Regions from separate parts of the Homo sapiens genome. Here region 2 is linked to region 1. Evidence: chromatin contacts called from ENCODE POLR2A ChIA-PET data. All regions are on one chromosome and are shown on one strand. The core of a region is the stretch at or near the end of the contact, and the rest is flanking DNA. Distances in the headings are between cores, read along the strand shown.

The links. ChIA-PET counts read pairs that join two places held with the same protein, here RNA polymerase II (POLR2A).
Region 2: POLR2A ChIA-PET joins it to region 1 with 11 read pairs in A673. The contact joins two enhancer-like sites. POLR2A ChIA-PET finds 5 or more read pairs at or near these places in 4 of 52 experiments (A673, AG04449, H1 and 1 more).

What each region holds. Positions count from the first base shown.
Region 1 is chr9:33,178,442-33,183,043 of GRCh38, reverse strand. B4GALT1-AS1 (B4GALT1 antisense RNA 1) reads right to left here. Exons shown (of 3, transcript NR_108110.1): 3 at 3,061-3,719. It also overlaps a transcript of B4GALT1 not described here. Among named protein-coding and RNA genes, the nearest start is that of B4GALT1, 13 kb to the right of the region's middle. Within about 2 kb of position 2,048, at least 2 of the 41 ENCODE cell types and tissues checked have a DNase peak (open chromatin) inside an H3K27ac peak, as active enhancers do.
Region 2 is chr9:33,318,273-33,322,372 of GRCh38, reverse strand. NFX1 (nuclear transcription factor, X-box binding 1) reads right to left here. Exons shown (of 24, transcript NM_002504.6): 8 at 3,543-3,642; 9 at 3,246-3,463. Among named protein-coding and RNA genes, the nearest start is that of NFX1, 30 kb to the right of the region's middle. Within about 2 kb of position 1,317, at least 6 of the 41 ENCODE cell types and tissues checked have a DNase peak (open chromatin) inside an H3K27ac peak, as active enhancers do.

The DNA of each region.
Region 1 (4,602 bases), core at 799-3,298:
CTGAGACATCGGAAAGCGATGGATAAGCGGGTACTACTGTACATGTTATCTGAATTTTCCTTTAATCCTGCAGGAGGTGGAGGGAAGTTGGGGGTATAGATGAAATAAACATGGCTAAATGTTGATTTTTTTTTTAAGTGGGGTGATGGGAACTTGGAGACTTACACTATTTTCTCTATTTTTGTATATTTTTAAAATTTTCCACAATAAAAATTATAAGGAATGGCTGAAGACATTGTAAGAGATCATCTCGCTTGTCAAAATAAGTTAGTTTCCTAGCCAAATGAAGTAAATCCAAGGCACTAAGAGAATTTCCAAATGAAATTGCTCAATCCTTGTCAGAGACTTTTGGAGGATGAATATAGCGGGGAGAAGTTTGGAACATTAGTCCTGTGTAAATGATTTTTTAATTTTGCAAAAGGAGGAGTGGTAATCAGTTTCCTTCTGTTACTTCAAATCAGCTTATGGGGGGAAAAAAGGGAGGAGTAATTCACCAGGTTACATAACTGGTCAGTCCAGGGGGAGTCTGATACAGCATACCAGGGCGTAACCCTCTAGCTTCCTTTTTGGCTTATTTCTCAGATAGGCTCTTTCCATATAATGGCTGTAATGAGATGGACAGCGTACCTCCAAAATTCATTTCTATCCGAAACCTCAGAATTGAGCTTATTTGGAAATAGTCTTTGCAGATGCAATTAGTTAAGCCAAGATGGGGTCATACTGGATTAGGGTGAGCCCAAGTCCAATGACTGGTTTCCTTATAAGAGGAGAGGACACATCAACAGGAGAAAATCATAGGCAGAGAGAAGGCCATGTGAAGATGAGGGCAGAGAATAGAATGATGCTGCTACAAGCCAAGGAATGCCAAGGATGGCTGCGAGCCACCAGAAGCTAGAAGAGGCAAGAAAGAATTCTTTCTTAGAGTTTTCAGAAGGAGCGTATCCAGCCTGGGCAACAGAGTGAGACCTTGTCTCCACAAAAAAAAATTTTTTTAAATTAGCTGGGCATGGTGGCATATGCCTGTGGTCCCAGCTACTAGGAAGGGTGACAGAGTGAAACCCTATCTAAAAAAAAAAAAAAAGAAAGAAAAGAAAAAGAAGAAGAAGCCTGTCCCTGCTGACACCTTGATATTTTGGACTTTTAGCCTCCAGAACTGTAAGAGAATCAATTTCTGTTGTTTGAAGCCACCAAGTCTGGATAATTTGTTAGAGGAGTCCTTGGAAACTAATACAGCACCCTTGCTACTCCAGACTGGCCATTCCAGAGGAAAGGAAAAGCCTTTTACTCAACATTTGCAGCAGAAGTCCTGGGAGAAGAAGGGACATTGCTCATTAGTCCTTCTTGGGCCACATGTTGATCCTTGAACAAATCAACTGTGGCCAGAGGGGTATAGTGCTCTGATTGGCCAGATATAAGTCACCCAGGCCATAGCGACCCCGTAGTTAGCCTGTCCCAACCACATAGGGAAGAGTGGGAGTCTCTAACAGAAGGAGTAATGTTGAAGAGGAGGCACAAAAAATCAATACCTGTCCATTACAGGAAGACGTTGATTCTGCAAACTACACTCTTATCTAAGAATAGTTTGTGTGTGTGTGTGTGTGTGTGTGTGTGTGTGTGTGTAAGACAGGGTCTTGCTCTGTTGCCCAGGCTGGAATGCAGTGGTGCAATCACATCTCACTGCCACCTCAACCTCCTGGGCTTAGGCAATCCTCTCACCTCAGCCTCATGAGTAGTTGTGACTACAGACACATACCACCACCACGCCTGGCTAATTTTTTTTATTTTTAATAGAGACAAGGTCTCACTATGTTGCCCAGGCTAATCTTGAACTCCTGGGCTCAAGCAATGCTCCTGCCTCAGCCTCTTGAAGTGCTGAGATTACAGGCGTGAGCCATTGTGCCTGGCCAAGGATAGACTTTTAAAGATGTAAAGGAAGTGGAGATTTCTCAGAACAAGCCAGAGCAAAGACTATCACATTTCTTTTTTTAACAGGTCCCTAAACTGCCAGATCACAGTGCTGCATTTGATAGTCTGTTGGCAAACTGGGTCGGCCTTTAACAATCTATGGCATGTTATTCCTGTGACTAAAAAGGAAAATATGGGTTGGATGATAGTACAATTAAAGGGAAATTGAACTTTTTTAAATGACTGGAATGAACCTTTGCCATTATACTTGTCACTCAACAGGCAATCCCCCATCTTATTTTGGAAAATTTTCCAGTGTATATAGTACTGGAGGGCTCAATGCCCTAGCTCCCACCATGGAGGCAGAAAGGGGAAGATTCGTTCCTCCCCTACCTAGCAGCTAGGGCTCAAGCATGTGAATTGGCTCGGTCATTCCCACTGCAGACTCTGAATTCTTAGGAGTGACGCTAAGAGGCAGGAATGGTGTCGAAATTATTCATGGAGGCAGCAGCAGCATGAACGGTCCTGTAGCAGTGGTGTTAAATAATCATGGGCAATGGTGGCCACGGCAGAGCAGTGTTATAATTGACTGTTTTAATAGTCAAAAACTCTGGTTGGTACATGGACTTTATTTAAAGGATTCAAGTCAACTTATAGGAATGTTTCCACTGTTCCAGGATGCTGCCTTCAGCCCTGTCTTTTAGTTTAACATGAACATAAAAAAGTGAATGTTGTTTCGGAAGACATTGATGAAAGTATGATATTGGAAATTGCGGAGATGATGGTCCTGCTCTATTCTGTTGCTTAGACCCCGGCTGGAATGCTGCATTCAGTTATGGACCCTACTAAATGCCCAGGTAGTCAAAGCCCAATCAAAGACGAATAATCGGGACAGGGAAGGAACTCAATAAGGAAGCATGAAGAACAATGGAAATGGAGCTGGGCATGGTGGTGTGTGCCTGTAATCCTGGCTACTCGGAAGGCTGAGGTGGGAGGATCACTTGAGCCCAGAGTTCAAGACCAGGCTGGGCAACATAGTGAGACCCCATCTCTTAAAAAAAGAGGTAGAATTGATAGGTAGCCTGGTGAGGAGTTGTCTTCAGGTTGGGAGAAGGTACATGGCTGATCTCTTTAAACAACAGAAAGACCATCACGTGGAAAAGGATTCAGTTTATTCTCTGGCTCCAAGGAACAAACTTGATATTACTGAGGAAGTTATAGACATGGATTTTAGCTTAATGCAGATGCTCCTTTACTTACAACGGGCTTCATCCCAATAAACTCATCGTAAGTTGAAAATATTGTAAGTTGAAAATGCACTTAACATATCTAAGCTCCCAAAGATCACAGTTTAGCCTAGCCTTCCTCAAATATTCTCAGAACATTTACATTAACCTATAGTTGGGCAAAAGCATCTAACACAAAGCCTATTTTAAAAATAGAAGGTTGGTCTTCATATGTTGCTAGCCTGGAAAAGATCAAAATTCAAAATTTGAAATACAGTTTCTATGGAATGCATATTGCTTTTGCACCACTGTAAAATCAAAAAGTTGTAAGTCTAACAGTAAGTCAGGGACTGTTTGTATAAGAAGGCTTAATAGTTGGTTCAGTGATAGCCACAAGGGAGCAGGCTGCCTCATGACATAGCGAGCTCCCTGTCACTGGAGGTGTGCACACAAAGCCAAGAGAACTCTCAGAGAGTGTATGGTGTGTGGAAATCCTCACTGGATGAAGTTAGGGTCGATGTCCTTCCATATTCTCTCTGATGCTGAAATCTGATGAAGTCCATAGCGCAGGTTGGGAAGAACAGGAAACTGGAGGAAAAGAGACCAGATTTATTACAAATTGTGAGCTGTTCTGGAGTACAATTCCCAGCCACCATTCTAGCTCCAGAAAAAGAAAAATTCATGGAGGGTTGCATTATTCCCAATTCTTCACCACTCCCTATATCCAGTCCCTTTGTCATGTGACTTTGAAGTTTCTCCCACTAGAGGCAGAATATGATAATGTTGGGTTGGCCAATCAACTTGTTTTGGCTCATAGAATGTGGGTGGAAGTGACCATTCCAACCACAGGCTTTATGAGATATTGGGGCTTTTTGTTCACCCATCTTGTGCCATGTGAAAAACATGCCCTTGGTGGGCATCACAGAAGAAATAGAGACACATGCCATAGACTAACCTAGCCAACCTGCAGAGCTACTACATCCTTAAGCAGAGCTGTCCCCGCCAATCCATGGACACCTGAGAGAGAAATACATGCTTTATTATTGTATGGCACTTCAATTTGGTCGTTATTTGCTAAGCAGCATTATTATGGCAATAACTAATTAGCAATTAGTTATGGGATATTCCAACAATTTTAAGATACAGCAATTGAAGGCAGTTGCCAGGCTTCTGTTGGCCTTTCTAGGATCTGAGAAAGCAGCACTTGAGGCAAATAACCTATCCCAACAGACTGTAGACATATCCTGTCTTGGGTATAGATGTTGCTGGAAATGGATGACCAAAGTCACTGAGCAGGGCCTGGACCCAGTGCCATGGCACCTGTGTACAGGTTGGGATAAAGGGGTGAGAGGAGGAAGCAGACCCACTTCGGGTCATGAGAACAAGTATAGTTGAGCACTCAGAACAAAATATAGATGGTAATAGCATCCTGACACGCAGTTTATTTGTGTTGTGACAGATTGAAGATGGC
Region 2 (4,100 bases), core at 68-2,567, 140 kb before region 1:
GTGGAGATCTGTCAAGCTGAGCTGAGGGGAGGAGGAAGGAACTAGCTAGGGCTCAATGCCACAGACTCTTGCTGTTGTTTACCAGAGTTTTAGAAGATTTTGTTGAATAAATATGTCTTCATTTGAGGTATGCTCTTAGGGCAATTTCTAGAGACTTTTTTTTTTTTTTTTCGAGATGGAGTCTCACTCTGTCACCTAGGCTGGAGTGCAGTGGCATGATCTGAGTTCACTGCAACTACTGCCCCCCAGGTTCAAGCAATTCCCCTGCCTCAGCCTCCCGAGTAGCTGGGATTGCAGGCATGTGCCACCATGCCTGGCTAATTTTTGTATTTTTAGTAGAGACGGGGTTTCATCATGTTGGCCAGGCTAGTCCTGAACTCCTGACCTCAAGTGATCTGCCCACCTCAGCATCCCAAAGTGTGGGGGATTACAGATGTGAACCACTGCACCCAGCCTCCAGAAACTTTAAATGGTTGATTTTTTTTTTTTTTTTTGAGACAGGGTCTCACTCTGTCAGCCTAGCTGGAGTGCAGTGCTGCATTCATGGCTCACTGCAGCCTCAACATCCCAGGGTCAAATGATCCTTTTGCCTCAGCCTCCCAAGTAGCTGGGACCACAGGCACGTGCCGCCATACCCAGGTAAATAAAAAATGTTTTTTGGTACATACAGGGTCTTGCCATGTTGCCCAGGCTGGTCTCAAAGTCCTGGACTCAAGCAGTTCTCCCACCTTGGCCTCCCAAAGTGCTGAGATTATAGGTATGAGCCACCATGCCCAGCCTTGATGGTTGCTTTTTTATAGTTTTCCCTAGCTTTGTTTGCTTTACTGGGAAGCAGATCTATGGGAGCTCTTCATGCTACCATCTTTAAAGTAGAACTCTATCCAGTCTCTTATACTGAAGCTGTGTCTCTGGGATGGAAATTTCCTACTGAGTGAGATACAAAAGACCTAAGCGAGCTTTCTATAGATAAGCTAGGTCTGAACAAACCTGACAGTCATTGTTATCGCTAGCCACACGCTTGTCTCTGAGCTTCTCAGTCAACTCAGCCTATTTCCTTAAAGGTTTTCCATGATACCTGCTGAGGTATAGCAGGTACCCTCTTATCCCTTAACCTGGTCTTGTCCCATCCCAAGGTCTGTTACTGCCAGTTACTACCCTTCTCTTGCTCAAGTCCCTTTGCATTACCCATTTCACATTTCCTTCTTCTCTCATCACCAACAGGATACATGAGTGCCAGGGTAGGATTTCTGGTCATTATATGTGAAATTCTTATAAAACTGACTCATGTGCTTTCCGAAAGGGGATTTGATTTACTAGTCATTTGATCTCCATATCATAAACACATTTTCATGGCAAGCAGAGAACCAACAGATGACTGGCTTTCCTAATGCAGCTGGAATGTATATTAAAATACAAGAAGACAGCACTTCTCCTCTATACACAATTTTAAGGTCAGATTGAGAAAAAGGATTAAGTAGGGTGTTCCCACTGATTCACGCTGGCACTTGAAAGAAATGTGAACTCTCTCCTTTTGATGAAATGGAAACCAAACCTAAAGATTCTAGCTTTACCTCACAAGATACATGGTTAGTTTTAGAAATAATTTTCCTATTCAATCTCAGTTGCCTACTTTCCATTTTTTTCTAAATGCATGGCCTTTCAACACCCACTCAGGAGAGAAGTTGCCAAGTCATTGCAAAACTGCAGACATACATTCCCAAAAGACTGAGTCAGATAGGCTCAGTATAGTATTACTTTGTATCTAATTCCAATGAGCTTTTTCTGGTTTCTATATTCAAGTAATCAGAAGCCACAAATCAGAAGAAAGGGGGAATTACTAAAAGTAGACAGGCAAGCATACTAAAAGCACTGATAAGAATATAAACAACAAAAAGCTTCAACAAGCAGATACAACAATTCAAACTGCTCATTGGTATGGGGCATCAGTCTGAGAAACCTCAGCAGGCCAAGGGCACCACTGCATTCAGTGTAATACAGTAACTGGAGTTCATAAAAATGATGACTCTGGGTCAATGAGAGAAAAATTACAACACCTTCAGTAAACTCTGTTTAAACATGAAATGTAAATTTTAGAAAAATATTCATCCAGCCGGGCATGGTGGCTCACACCTATAATCCCAGCACTTTGGGAGGCCAAGGCGGGCAGATCACCCAAGGTCAGGAGTTCAAGACCAGCTTGGCCAACATGGTGAAACCCCGTCTCTACAAAAATACAAAAAAAAATTAGCTGGGCATGATTGCAGGTGCCTGTAATCCCAGCTACTCGGGAGGCCAAGGCAGGAGAATTGCTTGAACCCAGGAGGTAGAGGTTGCAGTGAGCCAAAATCACGCCACTGCACTCTAGCCTGGGCAACAGAGCGAGACTCTGTCTCAAAAAAAAAAAAAAGAAAAGAAAAGAAAAGAAAAATATTCATCCAAAATGATGTTCAATAGGTGCTATCCTCGTATCCTCAGCTAGATGGGAAACTTAGCTACAGAGGCTGACATTCCTTGAATGATCTAAATGGCTGAGGTTCTATTGTACTTACAATTTTAGTTCTTTGGCCAGGTACAGTGGCTTACACCTGTAATCCCAGCACTTTGGGAACCCAAGGCGGGTGGATCACTTGGTGCCAGGAGTTCGAGACCAGCCTGGTCAACATGGTGAAACCCCGTCTCTATTAAAAATACAAAAATTAGCCGGGCGTGGTGGTGTGCGCCTGTAGTCCCAGCTACTTGGGAGGCTGAGACACAAGAATCATTTGAGCCCAGGAGTCAGAGGCTGCAGTGAGCTGAGATCCTACCACTGCACTCGAGCTGGGGCGACAGAGCGAGACTCTGTCTCCAAACCAGACTCTGTCTCACCCACAATTATTTTAGCATGTTCCTATTATGTGAAAAGGGTTTTCAACACTTGCTGAACCCTGGATTGGTATAAATACATATAGTGTTCATTACAGTACAGGCTCCTAAGAGAAATCATAACCCCTATGGAACAGTAACTCACCACAGTTGTCCAGAGTTAACAATAAAATACCTGAATCAGAGAGATCATTTGGGCAAATGTATGGGTTTTCACAAGTATATGTTGAGGAGGAAAGAAAACGTACCTACATAAATATGATCATAATATTTAGAAACCTCTGATATTGTAACTAGCACTTACTTCTACATTGCTTAAACACTCACTGCTGCCAACCATTTACAATAATATTTTTAAAGCCAACTTTACGCTTACTAGTTACCTAAGGAACCACAAGGCAGAGGCTTGCCGCACACTTTTCCACATGAAGGCACAGGGTCCATGCATGTTTTCCGACTACTACTTCCAAGTTCTAGCAATTGGCTGAGAGGAGTTTGGCCACAGGGGCAACAGCGCACCAGCTGGGGGAGCCGTGGGCATTGCTGGCAGGGCTGAGGGTGGCACACTTGCGAACATGTATGGTTACCGCATTTCAAGTCCCTGTTAAGAAAACACACTATTACATAATTGTTGCATAAAGTGCAGCTTTAGTTCAACTGAAGAAAACGTAAAACCTTACTTGCCACATATCTTTAAACAGCTGAAATCCCCAAATCCATCAGACTTTCCTACATCGGTTCCACATAACACATCTCGGGAGGTGCTGCCGCAATAGCATACTTGAAGAGAAAATTTCAAAAACAAAACGTTAGTAACATGTATGGGTTCTTAAAATGTCACAAATAATCTATAAGAAAATACAAAATGCGGGCCTGGCACAGTCGCTCATGCCTGTAATCTGGGAGGCCAAATAGAGTACTGATCAGACCTATGCAGAAATGAGTATAGTTCATACAGCAGCTCTAAGACCCGCCTAAGAGCTTTACCATAGGAAGAAATTAAAAAAGCCTTGTTAAACTATTAATATCTCATAGTGCCTCTGCAGCACATTCCAAGAACAGCATCAGAGTGAAGCAACCTCTAAATTAAGAGAACACTATCTGGTCCATAAGGCCGTGGCTGAACACCATTCACTGTGAGGCTCCTGCGGGTCCTCTGGTGATGTTACAGGAGATAGACAAGCTAAGCTGGTAGTAGTGGTGGAGGAGTTGACATCTGGATTTCCCATCCTCACTTC